Linked DNA regions of Homo sapiens: all the other regions are linked to region 7. The links are chromatin contacts, found by Hi-C or POLR2A ChIA-PET in ENCODE. All regions are on one chromosome and are shown on one strand. Each heading gives the region's core, a stretch centred on a gene start or an enhancer-like site at or near the end of the contact. The rest is flanking DNA. Distances are from core to core; before and after follow the strand shown. Region 1 holds the start of ZNF850 (zinc finger protein 850). Region 2 holds the start of ZNF565 (zinc finger protein 565). Region 3 holds the start of ZNF613 (zinc finger protein 613). Region 4 holds the start of ZFP14 (ZFP14 zinc finger protein). Region 5 holds the start of ZNF790-AS1 (ZNF790 antisense RNA 1). Region 6 holds the start of ZNF529-AS1 (ZNF529 antisense RNA 1). Region 7 holds the start of ZNF227 (zinc finger protein 227).

Region 1 (3,459 bases), core at 955-3,454, 7.4 Mb before region 7:
GGCTGCGGCAGAAGAACTGCTTGAACCCGGGAGGCAGAGGTTGCAGTGACTGGAGATTGCGCCACTGCACTTCAGTCTGGGCGACAGAGAGAGACTCCATCAAAAAAAAAAAAAAAAAAAAAAAAAAAAAAAAAAAGCCAGCACTTAAGAGATTCCAAGGACTTTAGGAGTTGTATGCGAGGAAATAGGGACAAAGACCAAATCTGTATTTGAGAAAATCACAGAACCGTATGAGTATTTAATTCAATACAGACATGGAAACTGGCCCAAGCATTTACTCACAGATGACTGGGCAAATCCCTGGTGTTATTGGTACAAACTATTGATCGAGCCCCCAATCTCATTCCTACCCCTAAAATATAGCAAAGTGAAAGATCTTATCACTTATTTGGACTGAGATTAACACCATCCCATAAACTGCATGGCTTTCAATCCCAGGGCTATGGCGTGTGATGCCACATAGAATATGCACTAATCTCTGCAGCAATTGAGTTGTTAGGGTAAAGGCTCTTGTTTTTGCCTTCTTTCTCTCACGGCCAAGAAAATTAAGGAACAGGGACACAAAGGATGAGGTCGGAGCGGAAGTTTAATAAGCAAAAGAAGAAAGCTCTCCCCAGCGGAGGGACCCAAAAGAGGGTTGCCAACTAGGAGGCTGAATCTGGGGGGGTTTATTAACTGGGAAGGGGAGGAACGTGGGCTGTCTTGAAGAAAGCACTACCCAGCTTGGCCCTGGGACCTTAGCCCGGGACCAATCCCAGGCTGAAGTGAAAGTTTGGCCCAGGACCAATCAGGGGCTGAAGTGAAAGTTTGGCCCGGGACCAATCAGGGGCTGAAGTGAAAGTTTGGCCCGGGACCAATCAGGAGCTGAAGTGAAAGTTTGGCCCGGGACCAATTAGGGGCTGAAGTGAAAGTTTGGCCCGGGACCAATCAGGAGCTGAAGTGAAAGTTTGGGCCGGGACCAATCAGGAGCTGAAGTGAAAGTTTGGCCCGGGACCAATCAGGGGCTGAAGTGAAAGCTTGGCCCGGGACCAATGAGGGGGTGAAGTTATGATTCAAAGAGGCCGCGCTCACAGTCTAAAGCATGTCCAAAAAAGGAAAGTGGCCGCCGGAACCTGTTAGTCCAAGCTGCACCGTTTCGTAAGCCCCCACCATTTCACAGACCCTGGTCAGAGGGAAACATTCCACCCGGGTTTGGGCTGTGCGAAACATCCTTCCCAACCGCCTGACTTCCTTATCACATCCTGCTGGGCAAAAGCCCAAGAAACATCCTTATCAACTTTCTCCCAGGCAACAAGCCATACCGCCCAGACCCCTCCTGCCCAGGCCTGTAATTACCCCAGCCTGGAAGCGGCAGTGGGCTCTGGCATTTAGTTGGTCCCCGCCATAGAGCCGCCAACTCTCTCTCTTTCTTTAACCCTCGCCTTCCCTTCAAAATCTAACAGAGCCCACCGTGTACATGCCCACAAAAGAAGCGACTATTTCGTGGAAGCCCGCTGGTCACACAAAGGACAAAGGCGTTTCTATGTTGGGCCTCGGTCCCTTATCAGTGCAGCTGAGGAATGTCTTCAGGACAACCCCCCTGTGGAGTTTTCCTTATGTATGCCTGCAGCCTGATTTTTCAGGCTGTTTCTCTGTTTAAAGGACTTTTACCAAGGTCCCACCCTAACTGCCTAAAGAGTTTTTTCTCTCAAGGGGACACACAAAGTCCCAATCGCACACATGCCTCCGCATATCCACTTACCCACTGCCTCACAGCCAATCACACTCTCCTCTCTCACATACACCAAGGGGCCACACAAGTTGCACTTGCACAGCCACAGACCTGCAACTCACGCACACAAGGTACTGCACAGACACGCAAAGTCACACACCCACCCCGGGACACGCAGTCCAACCACACAGTCACCGGTTCTTCACATCCGCACGCACAACGAGGGTCGTCCAGGACACACACACCCACTCCGGGCGCGCACAGTCACAAGCGCCCACCTGATCACCCAGAGTCAGCACCACACAGCCACAGTCACAGACCACGGAGACCCACGGCAGCCATCGCGATCACACACGCAAACTCCTCTCCTCAGCCCTCCACACACAAAAGGACCGGAGCCGGATTCCTCACCCTCAGCATTCTCTGGTTCCGCTCGGGGCCAGCCTAGCCAAGTTCCTCAGGACTCCAAGGCGCGGCGGCAGCTAAATCGGCACAGCAAACGGTCCCGCCACCTGGCTAAGAGGAAGCCAAAATCTCGCGAGACGTGGCGTCGGCCTGCGGGATCCTCTGGGAAATGTAGTCCAGAGCCCGACTGCGGGCTTCCCTATGCCTCTCATTTCCAAGCCTGGCTTGTTTCCTTTTACCGCTCCTCTCCAACGAGGATCGCAGAGCCCTCATGCCGAGCGGCTCGCTATGGGGCCGGCTCGCCCGCTAGAGTGGTCAGGCCTGATTATCCCTGGCAGCTCTGTTATCTGGGGTAAGACACAGGAAAACGTGCTTCCGGTTCTCGGCGGAAGTAGCCCCGAACGGTAGAACCGATGGGAAATGTAGTCCAGGGCAGAAAAGCGGTCAACCCAGCCACGATGCGAGCCAAAGGATTCTTGGCTCCAAGCCTGGTCCTGGCTGTTAGTTTGGAACTCATGCACCCAGATGCTAACTCGCCCTCAGAATGCAGAGGGGATGAAACACTGACCGGACAATTCAATCTGTATATGGGTGAGTCCAGGGCTCAGTCTGCATTGCGCGGAAAATGAAGGTGAAGGTGGAGGTGGGACCTGATGGTCTCGTCCCGGATAGGGTTGAAGAAGTGGGAGAAAAGGAATCAAAATCGTGGATGGGATAAGATTGTGCGCGAATGCTCTCTGGGAGCGGATCGTGGCCGACGAGGGCCCGAAGATGCTGCCTTGTGATCGCAGGTGTGAGTGGAAGCTGTGTGAGTGTCAATGTGAGTTGCCTGTTTGGGAGACCAGCATTGTATTTTTGTATCAGGTAGTAACCTTGGAGCCAGGTATTTGTAAAATTATGATAAGAGGGCATCATTCTGGAGCATCGATTTTATTTGGAGGTTGACAGGAGAGGGAAAAAAACCCCTAATATCTGATAAACAACATAAATAGATTTTTATGTTAAAGTAGTTATATTTATTACGGTCTAGAATGCAAATCCAACATGGCTTTTAAAGCAAGAAAGATTTTTTTTATACAAAGTCAAAGGTATTATTTTTATACACTTACTACAAAACATACAAATAGTATACCAAGCCTAAGAATATAAAGAGTCTAGCTTTAATTAATTGAATGTAAATTTAAAAACAAGCATCTAATAAGTAGTCCTTTTCACACATCGAAAAGCCAATTTCGGAATTTTTTTAAAAACTCAAATTACAAAGTAACAAATATCTGGTGTCTTAGTAACTTGAAGATCAGTACTAATGATTAAGCCAGCTTATATGCTAATATGATACATGA
Region 2 (3,022 bases), core at 388-2,887, 8.0 Mb before region 7:
AAGTGTGGTCACAGAACACCAGGCATCTGCCTAAATCCAGTGTCACTCAGAAGGCTGAGGTCACTCCTGTCCAGGGCCAGAATCTGTCCTAACTTCAAAGGTTCTGCATGGGTCAAGCACTAGAGTCACTGGCACACTTGGTGCTGCACATACAGTCAGTGTCACACAAACATAACCACACATCCACTCTTTTATTTTTTTGAGACAGGGTCTCGCTCTGTCACCTAGACTGGAATGCAGTGGTTCAAACACGGCTCACTGCAGCCTTGACCTCTCAAGCTCGAGATCCTCCCACCTCAGCTTCCCGGGTAGCTGGGACCACAGGTGTGGGCCACCACACTCAGATAATTTTTAATTTTTTGTTTGTTTGTTTTTGAGACGAAGTCTCGCTCTTGTCCCCCAGGCTGGAGTGCGATGGCGCGATCTCGGCTCACTGCAACCTCTGCCTCCTGGGTTCAAGCGATTCTCCTGCCTCAGCCCCCTGAGCAGCTGGGATTACAGGCACCTGCCACCACGCCCAGCTAATTTTTGTATTTTTAGTAGAGACAGGGTTTTATCGTGTTGGCCAGGCTGGTCTAGAACTCCTGACCTCAGGTGATCCACCCGCCTCGGCCTCCCAAAGTGCTGGGATTACAGGTGTGAGCCACCGTGCCAGCCATTAATTTTTTTTTTTTTTTTTTGTACAGGCCAGGCTGGTCTCGAACTCCTGGGCTCAAGTGATCCTCCCACCTCGGCCTCCCAAAGGGCTGATGTGAGCCACCACACCCGGCCCTACATCCACTCCTGAGACACAGGACACAATCACAGACACCTCTATACCTTTCCAGTCACAATATCTTTCCAGTCACAATCACACACCCGCTAAGACACACCCAGTCACACAATCTACTCTCCACTGTGATACAGTTACTCCCGTATAGTCACAAGCCCCACACACCAACACCCACAAATGCCTCATATAGTCACAGTCACACACCCACTCAGGGGACACACGCCATCACTGGTACTTTACGGCACCCAGTCACAACTGAACTTTCACTGTGGACATACACACAGTCACACTCACACAAGCAACCCACACAAGCAGTGGCACCCCACTCCCGCATACACAGCACCACACACATACACACAAACACACACACCAAGGGATACAGGAATACACAAGCGGCGTCACCACACAGTCACAGGCACAGGCAATTGCACACGGCCACAGTGTCACACAACCAAAACCACGCACACACCTTGGAGACATGAATCACAACCGCACACCCGCAGTGGTCACACAGTCACAACTGTACTCACACCCCAGGAACAGGGCGAACAGGCCACATATACAACGGGGACACACGCAGTATCACCCCCGGTCACAAGGACCCTGCACCCCGATACTCTCTATCACACATGGTTACACAAAAACCACCAGACACCCTGGAGACAGGCGGTTACACGTGCACAGTTGCAGACACCCACACCCAGCCACACAGCCACAAAGACACATTCAGAACGGCGCATCCGCAGCCAGCTCCCGCCTGCGCGCACAGATTCGAGGCTCCGGACACGCCCCGGCCCCGCCCAGGACTCCCAGACCCCTCACCTTCTGCCTCCCCTGGTCGCGTCCGGGTCCTTGCGGAGCTAACTAGCTCGCCACGACGTCAAGAACGACGTAACGTCAGGCCGCTGTGGGCTCTGGGAATTGTAGTCCAGAGCTAGATCGGCCACGGACAGAATGGCGTTCTCTTATCTCTGAGTCGGGGCCTGGCTCGTTTTGACATTTTTGCGCCCACGAGTCTTCGGAGAGGGCGTCGCCACTCCAGACCTTCCAGCAAGCTTGAAGTCATCTGACGCTAAAGGACTACTTACCTCAAGAGCTCCATCGTCACAGAAGGAGGCGGCCAAGTTCGCGGGGGGAGGGGAGGAGACAGAGAGTCGACCAGTAAAGCCTCAAGGGAAATGTAGTCCAAGGCCTGAGAAGCGACGTTGCTGGTAATAGAAGGTAATTCAGTACCAGCCTGGGCCTGGCCGCGGTGACCGAGGCGGGCCGCGTCGCGGAGACTTCTGGGAGTGCTTCCTCGCTCTCCGAGTGCGCAAGCGCAGCGCACCGAGTGGACATTTTGGTCTTTGTCCGCGGGTCAGTACGGCCCCTGGGTCCACGTGGCGCGAAAGTAGGAGGTGGGATCTGGGCGTCTCGGGTCGGTCGGACCGGGGAGGTTAAAGGGGAGGATTCCTGATCTTTAGGGGCGCGGCGCGAGGGCAGGGAGTGGGTGTAAGAGCTTCTGGCCTACGTGCGGGGCGGAGATGGGGGCCTCTGAGGCGGGTTTGAGCGAGTGTGACCGAGTTTGTCCTCAAAGTTTGACCTGATGTTTGGGATTGTTGAGTGAATGTGAAACTGGGTGCGGGATTGTGTGTGATTGTGCCTAAGAGGGAGATGTAGGAGACCAGCATTGAGGTATAACGTTTGAGCTGCACTTCCCTTGTCGAAAGTGCTGATAATTATAACGGTGCCATCTTCCTGGAGCGTCTTTTTTACTTGAAAATTGAAGGGGTGGAAAAGCTAAGTGGTGAATAATTTTAAAACGAGTTTTTATATAAAAGCATTTCTTTTTAATTGGAGTGGCATGCAAATCACCGTGACTTTTTTTTTTAATTAAACGAGAGTGTTTCGAAGGAACTTTAGTTTCGGGGTGCCTACTTCAGACTATTCAAATCCCCATCTTTGGGGTACTTAAATAGGGCTGTTAAGCAAAGCCCTAGACTAAACAGCATTGTACGCTTTGAGAAGCAATCCCATATAACGGCGCCCAGGATGAGGGAGTCAACGGTTTTAGGTTAGGCACAGTTATCCTCATTTTTTGAAGAAAGCTTAATTGTTGCAGTGTTTATCTATGAGTCTGGACTAAATCCTAGGTGTCTTAATTCCTTAATGAGTCGAGGCGTTCTCAGGTTGTATGGATTTTGTGAAGTAATGGAGAATGCTACTGACGTCTCCAAAGATGCGTTTTCTAAGGAAATCACCCCGCCCCCG
Region 3 (3,218 bases), core at 361-2,860, 7.7 Mb after region 7:
TGTGGAGAGGCTGGCCCCCTTCATAAGGTTGTTGAGATTTATCTATGTTGGTGCATGCATCTATGATTTGTTTTTTATTATTGTTCAGTAGTATTCCAGGGTATGATTACACTGCAATTTGCTTATACATTCATGTACTGATGGACACTTGGACTGTTTCCTGTTCAGGGTATTATGCATAAAGGTGCTAAGAACATTCTTGTGAGTCTTTGTGAGGACATATCATTTCATTACTGTTGTATAAGTATCTAGGAGTGGAATTCCTGAGTCATAAGATTCTTGCTTTTATTTTGCAATTCTCCTAAGGAGTCATATAGTTCTGTAAAGCTTTTCACTCTTCACAGATTTGATATTTTAAGTAACACGGTATGTTTCTGAAATGGAGTTTGCATTTTGGGGCATTTTCTATAGATGTATCATGAAGGACACGTGAAAACTCTGTTATAAATATAAACACTCCACTGCATGCAGGAATTTCCTTCTCATTCTTCCAATGGAATTGTCTTAATTTAGGTTGGATCAGAATTAGAATTTACGTTATGATGACTATGTAAATAATATTTATAGGTCAGTCAGGTAGTATCCTATGATTACTTTTCTTGCACAACTTTTTTTTTTCTTTTTTCTTTTTTTCCTCATGAAGGGGTTGCCAAGGCTGTGTAGTGCAGTGGCTATTGATAGGTGCGATCATAGCTCACTGCAGCCTGGAACTCCTGGGCTCAAGCGATCTTCCTGCCTTGGTCTCCCCAGTAGCTGGGACTACACGTGTGCGCCATCGCGCCCGGGCTTGCACAACTTTTCATTCTCCCAGAGTCGCCTTATTTATTCCTTCCAGAATTTTAGGCACTTGGTTCTCCGAAAGCCCCGACGTTAAGATTGACTCCACCTACAGCAGAGGGAAGGCCCTTCTTCTCTCTTAAGGAAAATTCCCGCCTCCCGCATTGGATTCCTTTTCCGGTTGGCTGGTGGCTGCTCTCTTTACCTGCACTGGGCGGTGACCGTGTCCCTCAAATGTAAATGAGGTTCCAGGGGTCGCTGTTTTTTCACTTTCCGTTGACGGGGTGAACAATATCCTCGTACCTCGATTGCCTCTCCACACCCTTTTGGTCCTCAAAAATCTTCCTCTTGTCCTCCACATGTAGCTAGATGCGTTTTCGCGGTATATGACTCAGGGTGCGATTGCTCTTTTTCCTCTGTGGAGAAAGCGTTTTCACTTGTACGGACACCTAAGTGTTAAGATGGCCGCGCCCATTGTGTCATTCCCGTCATTCTTTGTGCAAAGCGGATGACTTTTCTCCCCAGCCCGCTAAGGTGCACGTAGCCATACCATGTTTGTCTTGGCTAAGCTCGACCCTCTGAAAATAAATGAAACTTGGGCGCAGGATTTAGGTGCCAAAATATGGAGTTCTTCACCGTCCCGCGCTATCCCTGAATACTTGGGCAGAAAAGGTCCACTTTACCTTCCGTACGTGCAGGATTCAAAGATGGCTGCCTCCAGTATCCGTGACGAGAGGACGCGAACTTACTACCTCCCAGTCGTCCGTGCTCCGTACACCTGCAACTTCAGACCTTCCTCGGCCGCCGTAGGCCGGCTTGGAGGCTGGGGGAGGGCCCAGAAGTGGAATAATTCAGGAAAGTGCAGGTTCTGGGAAGTCTCGGTGGGTTCCCCGCAAAATCAGGTCTGTGTGTGGGTCTGTCTGTCAGGATGAGGGGAGGAGGGTGTCTGTGGGCGTCCGTTTAGTGCGGAGCCGTGGAGTTTGTGGGGGAAGCGGGAGCAAGTGGGAGTCGGGGTATTGGGGTTGGGGCGTCTCCGGAGTCAGCCCTGAGGGATCCCAGTGGTCGGTGGTCAGAGTCTGTCCAGAGCAACACTTGGAAGTCCGTGATCAGGGTTTGGTGCCTTTGCGGGTCACTCTGTAGGGCTCGGTGATTGAGGACTGGAGTGAGGAGTGGTTTTTGTCAAGGAAAACTGTGTCTGCTTCGGATTCGGGGTTTTATTTTTTATTTTTGAGACAGGGTCTCGCTCTGTCACACAGGCTTGAGTGCAGTGGCGCAATCGTGGCTCACTGCAGCCTCCATCTCCCGGGGCTCAGGTGATTTTCCCACCTCAGCTTTCCCGAGTAGCTGGGACTACAGGTGAGCGCCACCACGCTATCTATCTATCTATCTATCTATCTAATCTGTCTAATCTAATCTATCTATCTATCTATCTATCTATCTAATTTATCTATCTAATCTATCTGTTTATTGCAGAGACGGGGGTCTCACTATGTTGCCCAGGCTGGTCTCCAACTCCTGGCCTCAAACGATCCTCTCACCTTGGCCTCCCAAAGTGCTGGGATTACGGGCGTGAGCCTTCGCTCCAGGCTGTAATCAGGATTTAATATGCGACTCAGTGAGGAGGAGCCCGGGTTCATGTGAACCTAGGTGTGTGGTCCAGGTTTTTGGATTAATCTAAGGGGGTGTGACCATGTTAGGGAGGTCTAGATGTGACAGTCGTGGAGAAGCTTGTGAAGGCTGAAGCCTTGGCAGCCAGGGCATCCTGATTGGTGTGTGTGTTCAGGTCCAACGGTACATTCCCTCTCAGTCCCTTTTAAGTTTCTCTGCAAGGACTGGTTTACAAATCTCATTTGACTTCTCACATCTCTCCTTTCTCTCATCCTGGTAAATAGGAAAGCTTTGGGGAAGATCAAAGATTAATCAAATCTAAAATGGTAAGGTGGCCTGGCGCGGTGGCTCACGCCTATATTCCCAGCATTTGGGAGGCCAAAGTGGGCGAATTGCTCGAGCCTAGAAGTTGGAGATCAGCCTGAACAACATAGCCTGTCTCTCCAAAAAATACAAATATTAACTGGGTGTGGTAACACACGCCTGTAGTCTCAGCTACTCGGGAGGCTGAGGTGGGACGATCACGTGACCCCGGGAGTTCTAGGCTGCAGTGAACTATGATTGAGCACTGCACTCCAGCCTGGGCAACAGAGTGAGACCCTGCCTCAAAAAAAAAAAAAAAAGAAAAGAAAAGGAGAAAAGAAAAAGGAAAAAACAAAACGAAGAAAATGATAAGGTTTCTATTAAAGATTTTCGTTCTTCTTCCTCAGGTTTACTGTGTGAATGTGTGTATACACACACGTAAATATTTTCTTTCAGGTTCTGACACAAGTAAAACATCTCTCTTATCCCAAAATGTGTTCCCCAGTAATGACTTTTGATAAGATTTTTGT
Region 4 (3,033 bases), core at 306-2,805, 7.8 Mb before region 7:
GCTCATAAGAGAAACTAAATTACTGCCAAATGCTCATGTCAATACCTACTGGAGGCCGGGTGCGGTGGCTCATCCCTGTAGTTCTAGCTACTTGGCAGGCTGAAGCAGGAGAATCCTGCTTGAACCCGGGAGGCGGAGGTTTCAGTGAGCACATCGTGCCACTGCACTCCAGCCTGGGTAACAGACCCAGACTCCATCTCAAAAAATACAAAAAAAAACAAAACAAAACAAACCTACTGGAAAGGGGTAGGAATTGGAATCTACCTTCATCACCCCATCATTCACTGGGAAGGAAGGCCAAAGCACCAGGTCAGTGGACAGGACATTTCAGGGGTTAAAGTCTAACTAGCTGAAGATTAACTGGAACAAGCCCGCATAGTCTGACAAAATCATATCTATTGACTGGCAGAAAGGGAGAAAATTCCACAGGAAGGGTTGGAATAGAATGGACGAGAGAGACGAGAAAAGCTCTTTCGTAAACGGTTGAGTTCCAGCTGAAAGATTCTAAGGAGGATCTAATGACAGCTGCAATCTGGAATGGCTGCTGTTTCCGAGGTGAGATTAGGAGAGGCAGGGATTAATGAGATATTGAATGCAATCATGAGTGTAATCAAGAGGGTATCCCCAGTAATAAAATGAAAACAGCAAAGCAAGTCTAGAACATCACTGGTAAGAAAACTGTAATCTCTCAAAGAGGGAGTCATTATGCCATTTTACAACTACTGCACCACCTGGGGAGAAATCATGTTTTCTATTAATTTTGCAACTGGCTTTATCTGTCTCTTCCTTCCTAGCCTGATTAATGACAGAGCTGCTTCATTGTTCAGTCCGAGCTGATTTTCATTCCACAGAAGAGGAAAGCAAATGCCCCCACGCCCAGAAAAAATAAAAATTACACTTCATGGAACAAAACGGAAACACAAACTCATCTGGATGTTGACTTGTCTATATGCAACAGCAATCATTTCCTCCTCTCCCCGCTGCCTTCCTAAAGAACAGCAGGATTGGGAAAGGAGACGGGAATCTTGAGACCGCGGGCCTTTCCTGGAGCCGGCCTTGGCTGAGCAGGACACACCCCCGCTAGCGCACTTGCTCCCTCCGTCTACTGCGCGCAAAACCCGATGGAAATAACAGGGAGCCTGGAATAAAGCTGACCCTTTCCCGTATCAGAGCGAAAGGCCAGGTACACGAAGACGGGGCTGGGATCTGTCTCCGAGTTCCCCGCAGTTTCCATGGGAGGGAGCTCGGGTAAAGCTGTGCAATCTGCAGTTCTTCAGACTGCGTCTTTTTGTTTGGGGGCCTTCATTCACTCCGGGGTTCCTGTATCTAACTCGGAGCCATTCCGGGCCGCTGGACCTGGGCGGCTCTGAAGCGAGAAGGCAGAGGACGCAACAGGGCACCCGGCGCCCAGTCAGCGCCACAAACTCCACAGCTACTGCCTCCTGGCTCACACTGAGGTCTGCGCCGCCCCCGCGCCACCCCCGCGCCCATTGCCTCGGTGCAAGCGACCAACTCACCTCTCGGAGCCGACACCAGCAGCGAAGCCGGAAAGAACTGCGAGCGGAGGCCTGTGGGAAATGTAGTCCGCCGATGGGAGGGACTGGTTCCAGCCCCAACGGGCTGCGCGGAGTGCGCATGCGCGGGGGCCGGAGCCCCGGGTGCGCTCGGGGCGGGAAGGCCCTCCGCGCTGCGTGGGGCTGAGGCGAGCTCGGGCTTGCGTTTGCTTTTGTCGCTGAGGAAGACTTTTATTTGTTTATTTTCTTGAGACAGGGTCTTACTCTGTCGCCCAGGCTGGAGTGCAGTGGCGTGATTAGAGCTCACTGCAGCCGCGACCTCCCGGGCTCAAGCGACCCTCCCACCCGAGCCTCCAGAGTAGCTGGGACTGCAGGCGCGCGCCACCACGCCCAACTCATTTTTTAAGTTTTTATAGAGACCAGATCTCCCTATGTTACCCAAGCCGGTGTCGAACTCCTGGGCTTAAAAGATCCTCCCGCCTGAGCCTCCCAAAGTGCTGGGACTACAGGCGTGAGCCACCAGGCTCAGCCGCGGAGGATTTAGAAAGAAGTTTTGGCACCAGCAGATGCCTAATATGTGTACTAAACACCTACCAGTTACTCACTGCATACACCCAAGCAAGGTGTGGGCACACATCAGGCATGCAATGAAAATACTCTCAAAGCCCACCAGAACCTGGAGCAGGACGTAAACCTAGAAAGGTCGCTCGTGCTCACTGCCCTCTCCCTTTCTCCCACTCTGTCTCTGTCTCTGTGTGTGTGTGTGTGTGTGTGTGTGTGTGTGTGTGTGTGTGTGTCTCGTATCTCCTGCAGTTGTGAATGTATTGTTCTACTAAAAATACAAAAAATTAGCCGGGCGTGGTCGCGCGCGCCTGTAATCCCAGCTACTCAGGAGGCTGAGGCAGGAAAATCGCTTGAACCCGGGAAGCGGAGGTTGCATTGAGCTGAGATCCGCCATTGCACCCCAGCTTGGGCAACAAGAGCGAAACTCCGTTTCAAAAGAAAAAGACTAACTGGAGAGGTCTGTCTCCAATGAGACTGAATTTGTCCTGTCCTGCGTTCCTTCAGGAAAGAAATGGGATAAGCCCACCAGGGACCACCCTGAGGCATCTTCTGTATCCCAAATTCTTTGATATATTAGTTAATACATGAAAGAATTTGTTCTTTCCTTAAGAATATAAAACTTTAGAAGATATTTGAAAATGCCTCGGCAATCTGGTTTCATTTTGCAAACAATAGGATATGCATGAAATAGGAGATAAATGAAAAATCTGAGCTACTTTATAACTACTAAGAAGGTGGCCAGACGCGGTGGCTGACGCCTATAATCCCATCACTTTCGGGGGGCCGAGGCGGGTGGATCACCTGAGGTCAGGGGTTTGAGACCAGCCTGGCCAACATGGTGAAACCCCGTCTCTACTAAAAATACAAAAAAATTTAGCTGGGCATGGTGACGCACACCTGTAGTCCCAGCTACTCGGGAGGCTGAGGCAGAAGAATCGCTTGAACCAGGGAGACG
Region 5 (3,234 bases), core at 419-2,918, 7.4 Mb before region 7:
TCAGCCTCCCGAGTAGCTGGATTACAGGCATGCGCCACCACCCCGGCTAATTTTGTATTTTTAGTAGAGACGGGGTTTCTCCATGTTGGTCTGGCTCGTCTTGAACTCCTGACCTCAGATGATCCACCCGACTCGGCCTCCCAAAGTGCTGGGATTACAGGCGTGAGCCACCGCGCCCGGCCAATTTTTGTATTTTTAGTAGAGACGGGGTTTCACCACGTTGCCCAGGATAGTCTCGAACTCCTGAGCTCAGGCAATCCAGCCGCCTCGGCCGCCCAAAGTGCTGCGATTACAGGCGTGAGCCACCGCGCCCGGCCTATTTTATTTTATTTTAAGACGGAGTCTCACTCTGTCGCCCAGGCTGGAGCGCAGGGGCGGGATCTCGGCTCACTGCAACCTCCGCCTCTCCGGCTCACTGCAACCTCCGGCTCACTGCAACCTCCAACTCTCCAACTCTCCAACTCTCCAACTCTCCAACTCTCCAACTCTCCGGTTCACGCGATTCTTGTGCCTCCGCCTCCCGACTAGGTGGGATTACAGGCGCCCGCCAGCACGCCTGGCTAATTTTTGTATTTTTAGTACAGACGGGGGTTTCATCATGTTGGCGGCCGGACTGTTCTCTAACTCCTGACCTCAAGTAATCGGCCCGCCTCGGCCTCCCAAAGTGCTGGAACTACAGGCGTGAGCCACCGCGCCCGGCCCCATTTCCTTTATTTTATTTTACTATGTTCAGACGGAGTTTCGCTCTTGCTGTCCAAGCTGGAATGCAGTGGCGCGATCTCGGCTCACCGCAACCTCTACCTCCCAGGTTCAAGCGATTCTCCTGCATCAACCTCCGGAGTAGCTGGGATTACAGGCGCACGCCACCACGCCCGACTACATTTCCTTTATTTTATTTTTATACTTTACTAGCCTGTTTGTTGATCACAAGACTGGCGGTGCACAAGGTTGGGTCTCGGTGTTCACCGGGCGGTGGGCGTGGGCGAGGTGGGAGGGTCTCCAGCGCCTGGTGCTAATCTCCAAGAAAGTGCAGGAAACAGCACCAAACGTGATTGCAAAGTTTTGGTTTGGCGCGGCGGGTAGGCGTTCCAGCGCAGAAATGCGCAGGAAAGTTTCTGCTGTGCTTGTAGGAAGGTCGGCCACAAGCACTTCTTTTGTTTTTTGAAACCGAGTTTCGCTCTGTCGCCCAGGCAGGAGTGCAGTGGCGTGATATCCGCTCACTGCAAGCTCCGCCTCCCGGGTTCACGCCATTCTGCGGCCTCAGCTTCCCGAGTAGCTGGGACTATAGGCGCCCGCCACCACGTCTGGTTAATTTTTCGTATTTTTAGTAGAGACGGGGTTTCACCGTGTTAGCCAGGATGGTCTCGATCTTCTGACCTCGTGATCCGCCCGCCTCGGCCTCCCAAAGTGCTGGGATTACAGGCGTGAGCCGCCGCGCTCGGCCGGCCCCAAACACTTCTTATTGGCTAATCTGGAGCAAACCTGCATATCCATTGGCTGAAAGCTCCGTCTATTTTAGGGTGACTGAGAGCGTCTCTTCCTTCTGTGTTGCCTGGAAACGGACTGTTCGCCTAGTAACATCTGATCACGTTTCCCATTGGTCACCGTTTCCGGAAGCCCGCTCTCCCGTTTCCGGAATCCCCGCAGGCGCTGGGTCTGCAGATGGCGTCCAGGTACACAGTGGCGAGTGTGATTCCGCAGTCTTGGGCTGTTTGGCCAAGCGCCCGCCGGACATGGTACGCCGAAGGGTCATCGGCGTGGAGTCCTCGCTTTCAGCGTCCGCGGCTGGGAAATCGGCCATCGCTACGGCGGGAACTGGGACTCGGGCTGCGTCCCGGCCCTTCCACATCGGTCCACCGCACTCGTGGGCGCCCGCATTGGTGCTGACATAATTTCCTGACCTCTGACCCGTATTGTCTCGCGATTAAAGGTAAAAAACGGGGCTTTTTCATCCCACTGGGGTAAAACGCCCTTTTATTTCTAGCCAGGTGTTCTGTTGCAGAACGCCTCGAAGGGAGGGAGTGACCGGCAGGTTGAGGTTTATTAAATAAAATACATTCCTGGTTTATATTATGTTTATAATAAAGCACCCCACCCTTTAAAAAATCTCACGTTTTGCCAGTTGCATTATTTAGTGGACTGTCTCTGATAAGGACAGCCAGTTAAAATGGCATTTTGTTGTTGTTGCTAATTAAACCAATTTTTAGTTTTGGTGGTTTTCCTAACAGCAGCAACTTCTCAGGCTTTATAAAATCATATTTCTTGTGGGAAATTTCTGTGAAAGGCGCAGCGAGTTAGTTTGGAATTGTTTTAAAGGAAGTAAGTTCCTGGTTTTGATATCTTAGTAGTAGTATTTTCCCCAGTGTCTTTGAAATCTTATTTTTGGAGCACGTATGTAGAGTAACTTTTGTGAAAGAAACAACTTTTATTTTTTATTATTATTTTTTTTTGAGACGGAATTTCGCTCTCGTTGCCCAGGCTGGAGTGCAATGGTGCAATCTCTGCTCACTGCAACCTCCGCCTCCCGGGTTGAAGCGATTCTCCTGCCTCAGCCTCACGAGTAGCTGGGATTATAGGCATGTGCCACCACGTCCAGCTAATTTTGTATTTTTAGTAGAGATGGGGTTTCTTTATGTTGGTCAAGCTGGTCTCGAACTCCCGACCTGGGGTGATCTGCCCGCCTCGGCCTCCCAGAGTGCTGGGATTACAGGTGTGATCCACCGCACCTGGCTGATTTCATATATATATCTTCCTAAATCCTTTAAAAAGTTAGTGGATCTCTTACTTTTGTAGGATTTATTTCATAGTGTGAATGAGACACCTGTAGGCTCCAGGTCTCTGTCTTCATGAGGTGTGAAGATTCAGTGCTTTATAAAACAGTCCCCACATTCTTCAAAGGCCTTGTTCTTAATTCTCAGCACGCTTGTGCTTCTGACATTGTTACTAAAATTAAGCTAAGTTTTTCTGGTTATGTGAGAGCTGTGGAAATGTCCAGCGTTAGCCACTAATGTTTCTCCTTGATATTTCTCCGTATCTTAATACTGACTCTCAATCCATTACTCAGATGGGTGTCCTTTTCCTGGATGTCTGGAAACTAAGCCTGGCTATCCCTCTGACCTCCCTGCCGAGCTACCATTTTTTTCCTCTCTCTTTTCTTGTCTACACTTGAGTTGGTAACCTCAGCTCTTTCATGAGCAACCTTGATGCCTTTGACTCCTTCTGAGTTTATTACCC
Region 6 (3,288 bases), core at 443-2,942, 7.6 Mb before region 7:
AACAGTGAAACTCTGTCTCAAAAAAAAAAAAAAAAGTGTCTAATGGAAATTTTTAAATTACCTAAGTGGCTTTATATTATATTTGCATTAGACTGTGCTGCTTTAGACTCAGACACCACTGTATCAGGCTGCCTCTCACAATCTACACCAATGTCACACTGCCAAATCTCAAAGAAGATTTGGTTGTCACCACTTAAATCCCCTCATGAATGTTCTGGAAAAACTCCCTGCCCTTGTTGACATAGCCTCTCTGCATAAAACTCCTATCATATTCCCACTCCTAAATGTCTCCAAAGCCAACTTTGTCACTTACTGATTAATACCTACCATCTCCTATCTTGCTTTGTTTGCAAATCAAGTCTGTAAATAAGATCAAAGGTATCTAGTGTGCCATTCTACTTAATCACTCGTCTCCTCCTTAACAAATTACATTCTAAAAAAAAGTTTTAACTTCTCCTCCAGGAGTTGTATTTCTATACCATAAAAATCCTTTGGAAAAAAAGAAGCACATGGGAGAATTGAATGATTTACCTAATGCATATGTGAATATTCAATGAAAGGGAAATGGGCATTTGGAAAGGCAATGGAGGACAAGGGGACCCATCTCTACGGTCCTGTTGTTAATTGGGAAGAGAAAACCAAGGGACCAGGTAAATGAACAAAAAAAAAAACTAACCTTGAGTTGGCCATTAGTACCAATGCTGTCTTCCACTTCAGGGGGCCTTCACTTGCAGAACTACATAACCAAGAGGGAGAAAGGACTCATGACATCCTGGACTGGTTAAATAAGAACACAGTGTTCACCACCAGAAAAGCCCATCACACACAACAAACACACCCAGATCGAAGAGGGAAACTAGAATACTGTCGACTCCTCCCCACATCCGAGAAAAAGGTACGACCAATGCCTAGCAGTTTCTAGGGAACACAGCTCAGGAAATACTGTAGTTCTTTAATGTATAAATGGCCTCCAAACTCATGCAAGGGGAGTTATCCCAGGAATGAATACTACACCTATGCCCTCCCCTTCACGTCTTCCCAGGAAACTTCATTTATCTATCTTATCTATCTATCTATCTATCTATCTATTATCTATCATTTATCTATCTTCTATATATCATCTATGTAATCTATCTATATGCGTGTGTGTGTGTGTATAAGACCTCACGAAGAGATTCCATCACAGACATCACAGAGTCGGAAAAATGACGCTTTACCCAAAACAAACTCCTACAGGCTCACGGAAAAAAACGAACAAACAAACAAACAAAAAAAAACAAAAAAACACTTCTACCCCGTTCACACTTATAGTTGGTCACAACAGTGCTGTCACACGATCACGTCACCGTAGACCAGGGTCACACGATAGACCCCGCCCCTACTCACCGTCCTGAGTCCGATCAAACAGCACCCACGGCACACACTAGGGTCTCCGTCTCTCACACACACACACCACAATGACGTCGTAAACAATAGCACTAACCACCATCGTCCGCAGCTCCCGCGTACAGAGGCCTCAGGCTCCCGGCTCCACGTGGACCGACCTCGCCCGGCAGCGCGGGGCCACCTCACCGCGAGCTCCTCCCGCAGCCCGGCCCGGGTCACCTCGACTCGCCAGGCTTAACTCAATAACCACAACACCGGAAAAGGAAGCAAAGGTCGAAGTTCATCCGCGGCCCTGAGGCCTGTGGGAAACGTAGTCCAACAACGAAAGAGCCCTGAAGCTCAAGCGGAGCCCGCTGGCCGCAGGGGCCGCACCACGCCCCAGACCCTGGAGTTTCCGGGTGCGCAGACCCTTGCCATCAGCAGAGGCTGCCGCTGCGCGTCCCCTAGGCGCGGAAGAGGCGGCTGGTGGTCCCTGACGGCAAGGTGAAGTCGAGGCAGTAATCGGGAACCCAGGTTGGGAGGACAGAATGGGGAACAGGAAGCTGGGGCGAGGGTGGTCTTGGGGGAGGTGGGGGGCCGCGGAATTCTAGGTGGCCCCTGCCTCACCTCTGGAAAGAACCGGAAGCCCGGGCCGGGGAGGGTGAAGGGAGTCGCGGACCCGGCTGCTCAGCCGAGGAGGAAACCCGGACCCCAGGCTGAGGGAGGCCGAAGAAGGAACTGGAGGGCCGGGCTGGGAAGGCCTGAAGCGGGTACAGCCTTTAGGCTGGGGAGGGTCGAGGGGAGAACTCGGAGCCTGAGTCGGGCGAGGTTTTGCTCCACTCTGGCTTCTAAGTGTGGGGGCCTCAGGATGTGACCCGTGGTCGTAAACCTGAGGGTGACTTGGAGTTTTTGTCCGTTTTGCACCATGAGAAAGGCCCCAGATGGAATCTGGCAGGTAGCGGCGGTTCAGTGTGTGTGTGTCTGCCTTAGGGCGTGTTTTACACTGTTGACGAAAAGACTCAGACTCTAAAGTATTTGAAGAGACTTATTCTGAGCTAAATATGAGTGACCAATGGCCGGTGGCCCAGCCCTCAGGAGATCTTGAGAACCTGTGCCCAGGGTGGACGGGATATATGTGGTTTTATACCTTTTAGGGAAACATGAGACACCAATCAAATACATGTAAAATGTACATTGATTCCCTCCGGAAAGGCGGGACAGCTGGAAGGTGGCTGGCCTTCCAGGTCATAGGTAGATTCAAAGATTATTTGATTGGCAATGGGTTGAAAGAGTTATTGACGTAAGACTTAGGAATGTCTCCAGGTAGCACGCTTCACAGAGAATAGATTGTAAATGTTTCTTTTCAGACTTGGGGTCTTTTCTATCAGTAATTCCAAAATGGAGGAGGGTATAATGAAGCATGTCCGACCCGCCCACCCCCGCCTTTCCATCATGGCTTTACTAGTTTTTCAGGTTAGGAATGCCCTGGCCAAGAGGAGGGGTCCATTCAAGATGGTCTGGGTGTGCTTAGGATTTTATTTTTGGTTTACAACACCAGCACCACCGGAGTTTGCTGGTGTCCTTTCCAGTCAGTTTCAAAGCAGAGACAGCCATAGTTCTGATTTGTGTCACTGTAACTGTCAGTTCCGGAATTCCATATTTCTCCTTTAGTTTACCCTAATGTGTGTGAGATTTCATGTGTAGTTCATTTTTCTTTTTCTGAACAGCACTCCATTGTGCAAATATACCACAATTTGTGTAGTCATTTTTCTGTTGTTGAACATTTGGCATATTTACAGGTTTTATACATTACGAATAAAGCTGGCACGTTTCCATTTCTCCTGGGCAAATATTTAGAAGAAAAGTTGCTGGGTAATTGGTAAGTTTACATTTAACTTTCCAAGAAGCTGATAAGCCTTTTAG
Region 7 (3,196 bases), core at 126-2,625:
CATGCCACTTCACTCCAGCCTGGGCAAAAGAGCCAAACTCTGTCTAACAACAACAACAACAACAACAACAACAAAACAGAACAAAAAAAAAAAGAAAAAAGTTGTGAAAATGTAGTGAGGGTCCCATAGTCTGAATAGTTTGAACTAGTTCCTGGCACATACTTGGTTCTTTATAAGAGATAGTTGTATATAACAGAATAAAGAATATATATTTAGTAAATGAGAACTGCAAACATGTACTGTAGTAGATATGTGGATATTTTTAGGTATTGCTCTCTTCTTTCAACCCTCAATTCTTGGAAACATCAATTCCATTATACATTTAAGCAAATAAAGATCAAGGTTTAAACACTGAAGTAATAAATTTGTTCATCTTTCAAATTCAGAAACTCCTTGAGGAATGATTACAGAGGCCCTAGTTGCTTTGTGGAGTTGATCTACCATATGCCAAAGCTTGTGTTTTCTATGTCTAGCTATCCTCAGTAAGCAAGTTGTTCTGAATTATATGACTGTGCTATTAAGAAAAGTGGAAATCCATAATATATTCTGCCTTCGTTGCATTTTTTGATTGCTCTTTCATTCTTTTAGTATCTAAAGAGTAGTTTTTCTATTAGTCGATCCTGTTAAATGTAAAAACTTAAAGGGTTTCCTCTGCCCTTTTTTTTTTTTTTTTTGGAAGTGGTGGGTATAATTCTATTAGTACAGGATCACGTGATCTGTTTCTTATAATAGTTTTTTTTTTCTTTTTTTTTTTTTTGAGACAGAGTCTCACTCTGTCGCCCAGGCTGGAGTGCAGTGGCACGATCTTGGCTCACTGCACCCTCCAGGGTTCAAGCGATTCTTATGCCTCAGCCTCCCAAGTAGCTGGGACTACAGGCGCGCGCCACCACGCCCGGCTAATTTTTATATTTTTAGTAGAGACGGGGCTTCATCATATTGGCCAAGCTGGTCTGGAACTCCTGACCTCGTGATCCGCCCGCCTCGGCCTCCCAAAGTGCTGGGAGTCTTTTTTTATTTTAGGGCTCCAATTCTTCACATATTTGCTGTTACTTTTTGTTAATAAGAAAAACCTAAATTCCACTGACATCAGAGAACTGCTTCAGCCTGGCTAAACAGCAATAAGCCGTGAAGAGGATTCTGGATGTTGTAGTCCGGGAGCTCCGAGAATTTTGTCACACTCTCCGTAACCCTCTCTCACTCGCTCGCTCCGTTTTTTTTTTTGTTTTTTTTTTTTTCAAGCGCGAAGAGGGCGGCACCTGGATGGTTTTTCCTTCTGGAAGTTCTGGGAAACGTATTCCAGAACTCTGTCCGGAAACAATTGGGCCGCAGGAGCGCGGGCCTTCTGGGAAGGGTAGTTCAGGAGCTCTGGGCAGGCAGAGCCACTTCCGCCCCGGAAAGCGAGGCCGCCACCATCTTTTGGGTCCGGGAGGTGAGTCAGCCCTGCACCCCCACGACCCCTCTTGAACCTTTTCAGCCTGTGCTTGGGAATAGGCGCTCCCCAGCCATCAGTCTTGGGATGGAGAGGTCGCGGCCGCGGCGGAGGCCGAGAGGCCGAGGGCGGGAAGTTTGCTCTCCTCCCGCACTTGGCAAGCAGCGCCGCTAGTTCTGTGGGTATAATAAACAGCGAGTTACCTATGATCCGCGCTCCTGTTTCCTCATCTTTAAAATAGCAATAAAGATAGTCGTTACTGTGTAGGGTTGTAATTAGAATTAAACAAGATAATACGGGTCAAACCTTAGAACAGTGGTGGCACCTGATACTGGGTTGGCTCCTGCTATTGATACAGTGATTCCCTCACAAGCGCCCTTTTTACTGGAAGCTCCAGTGAAGAGAGAAGAAAAGTCAGGGCTTTATGCCATGGCCTTTCTGTCGTATCCTTCAGGAGACCGAGCTCTTCCCGAACTTTTACAGATCTTTTTTTTTTTTAAGAAGGATTGAGTCATCGGGCTCCAATGCGTGGGGATGTTTACCGCCGTTTATCCGGGATAGAGACTCCATCGTGCTGACAGCATCCTTTTATTCACCGCCTCCGAATTTGCAAAGAGGAGGAAGGAGGGACTTCTTGGCTTCTCCCAGCATAGCCCCAGGTACCTGCTCTTGAACGCACTTTGTTGTTCCATTTTCTGTCCTTTCAGTTAATCAAGTTTCCGTCACTCAGTAAGTTACTACTGAAAAATGATGAAATATTTGTTGAATAAATGTGAGAGTGGGTAGGAAAACTACTTGGAAATGAGTATTACCAATAACATCTTACCACTTTGATTTTAAGGCATTCGTCTGTGGACCATAGCTATTGATGAAGTAGGTCTTGTTATTTTGTTATGAGGAAATTAGGCAGAGTTTATGTTATTAAATACTTTCCCGAAGTTATTCAACTGATAGTAAGAGGTGGATTTGGGATTGAACCCAAGCATTCCTTTTCAGACTGTGTGATCTTTTTTGTTTGTTTTTGTTTCTTTGGTTTTTGTTGTTGTTTATTTTCTATTCCTTTTTCTGAGTCTGTGGTCTTAATCTCAATGATACAGTCGTCTTCAGTTATCTTAAATAGTAATCCATATGGCTACCGGTGAGTCGTTGGAAATCAGCCTTGGGAATGTAGGTATGGATTTTACTGTGGAAGACCTCAAAAACTGCACTGATGAATTTTGAATTTTTTAGAAAAATCCTGCAACATCTCACTTACTTAATTTCATTCCATGTCAAAATATGTCATATTCTAGTTATAGAAGTAATGAATGCTCATTATAGAGATGCACTATCCAATCCAGTAGCTATAAGCCATGTGTGCCCTAGGAGCACTTGAAATGTGTCTAGTCCAAATTGAGATGTGCTGTAAGTGTTAAATACACACTGGATTTCAAAAACTTTGTACAAAAAATGTAAGATGGCTCATTGATAATTTTTTGTATTATATGTCAAAATGGTAATATTTTGGATACATTGGCTTAAATTATGTTGTTGAAATTAACTTCACCTATTTTTGTTTTTGTTTTTTTGCCTTTTTTATATGTTACTGCTAGAAAATTTAAAATTATTTATGTGTCTCAGTATATTTCTATTGGACAGTGATGTTATATTCAGAAAACTTAAATTACTTATAATAAAACTGCTAACACTTTAATGTGTTTCCCTTTAGTATATGCTATGGATGTTTCTCAAAATAGGTTTGGTATTCTGTGTAGTAGTTTTTTTCTT

Evidence for each region. A loop is a pair of places that touch in the nucleus more often than their neighbours do. ChIA-PET counts read pairs that join two places held with the same protein, here RNA polymerase II (POLR2A). Pooled maps may share reads with other maps.
Region 1: a pooled map shows a loop between it and region 7 (8-fold over the local background). The contact joins the promoter of ZNF850 here to the promoter of ZNF227 in region 7. A Hi-C loop is called at or near these places in 6 of 50 pooled maps.
Region 2: a loop to region 7 is called in a pooled map, with 8 times the contacts of the local background. The contact joins the promoter of ZNF565 here to the promoter of ZNF227 in region 7. A Hi-C loop is called at or near these places in 5 of 50 pooled maps.
Region 3: a loop to region 7 is called in a pooled map, with 5 times the contacts of the local background. The contact joins the promoter of ZNF613 here to the promoter of ZNF227 in region 7. A Hi-C loop is called at or near these places in 4 of 50 pooled maps.
Region 4: a pooled map shows a loop between it and region 7 (12-fold over the local background). The contact joins the promoter of ZFP14 here to the promoter of ZNF227 in region 7. A Hi-C loop is called at or near these places in 6 of 50 pooled maps.
Region 5: a loop to region 7 is called in a map of B cell, with 8 times the contacts of the local background. The contact joins the promoter of ZNF790-AS1 here to the promoter of ZNF227 in region 7. A Hi-C loop is called at or near these places in 1 of 168 maps with a recorded cell type or tissue (B cell) and 1 of 50 pooled maps. POLR2A ChIA-PET finds 5 or more read pairs at or near these places in 1 of 52 experiments (activated B cell).
Region 6: a pooled map shows a loop between it and region 7 (10-fold over the local background). The contact joins the promoter of ZNF529-AS1 here to the promoter of ZNF227 in region 7. A Hi-C loop is called at or near these places in 6 of 50 pooled maps.

What each region holds. Positions count from the first base shown.
Region 1 is chr19:36,770,603-36,774,061 of GRCh38, forward strand. It overlaps ZNF850 (zinc finger protein 850), which reads right to left and starts at 2,205. Exons shown (of 5, transcript NM_001193552.2): 1 at 2,123-2,205. LOC728485 (a long non-coding RNA gene) reads left to right here and starts at 2,551. Exons shown (of 2, transcript NR_164117.1): 1 at 2,551-2,907. RefSeq lists a silencer at 1,745-2,039 and enhancers at 2,026-2,165, 2,306-2,465.
Region 2 is chr19:36,213,028-36,216,049 of GRCh38, forward strand. It overlaps ZNF565 (zinc finger protein 565), which reads right to left and starts at 1,638. Exons shown (of 5, transcript NM_152477.5): 1 at 1,595-1,638. ZNF146 (zinc finger protein 146) reads left to right here and starts at 2,079. Exons shown (of 4, transcript NM_007145.3): 1 at 2,079-2,169. RefSeq lists enhancers at 1,593-2,022, 2,133-2,322.
Region 3 is chr19:51,925,862-51,929,079 of GRCh38, forward strand. ZNF613 (zinc finger protein 613) reads left to right here and starts at 1,611. Exons shown (of 6, transcript NM_001031721.4): 1 at 1,611-1,679. RefSeq lists enhancers at 631-1,394, 1,250-1,549.
Region 4 is chr19:36,377,646-36,380,678 of GRCh38, forward strand. It overlaps ZFP14 (ZFP14 zinc finger protein), which reads right to left and starts at 1,556. Exons shown (of 5, transcript NM_020917.3): 1 at 1,518-1,556. RefSeq lists a silencer at 1,663-1,752.
Region 5 is chr19:36,795,882-36,799,115 of GRCh38, forward strand. ZNF790-AS1 (ZNF790 antisense RNA 1) reads left to right here and starts at 1,669. Exons shown (of 6, transcript NR_040027.1): 1 at 1,669-1,930. RefSeq lists silencers at 1,231-1,300, 1,311-1,470 and an enhancer at 1,891-1,960.
Region 6 is chr19:36,571,657-36,574,944 of GRCh38, forward strand. ZNF529-AS1 (ZNF529 antisense RNA 1) reads left to right here and starts at 1,693. Exons shown (of 5, transcript NR_173348.1): 1 at 1,693-1,899; 2 at 3,165-3,244. It overlaps ZNF529 (zinc finger protein 529), which reads right to left and starts at 1,636. Exons shown (of 5, transcript NM_020951.5): 1 at 1,484-1,636; 2 at 677-736. The coding sequence starts at 690. RefSeq lists an enhancer at 1,693-1,782.
Region 7 is chr19:44,211,157-44,214,352 of GRCh38, forward strand. ZNF227 (zinc finger protein 227) reads left to right here and starts at 1,376. Exons shown (of 6, transcript NM_182490.3): 1 at 1,376-1,429; 2 at 1,934-2,088.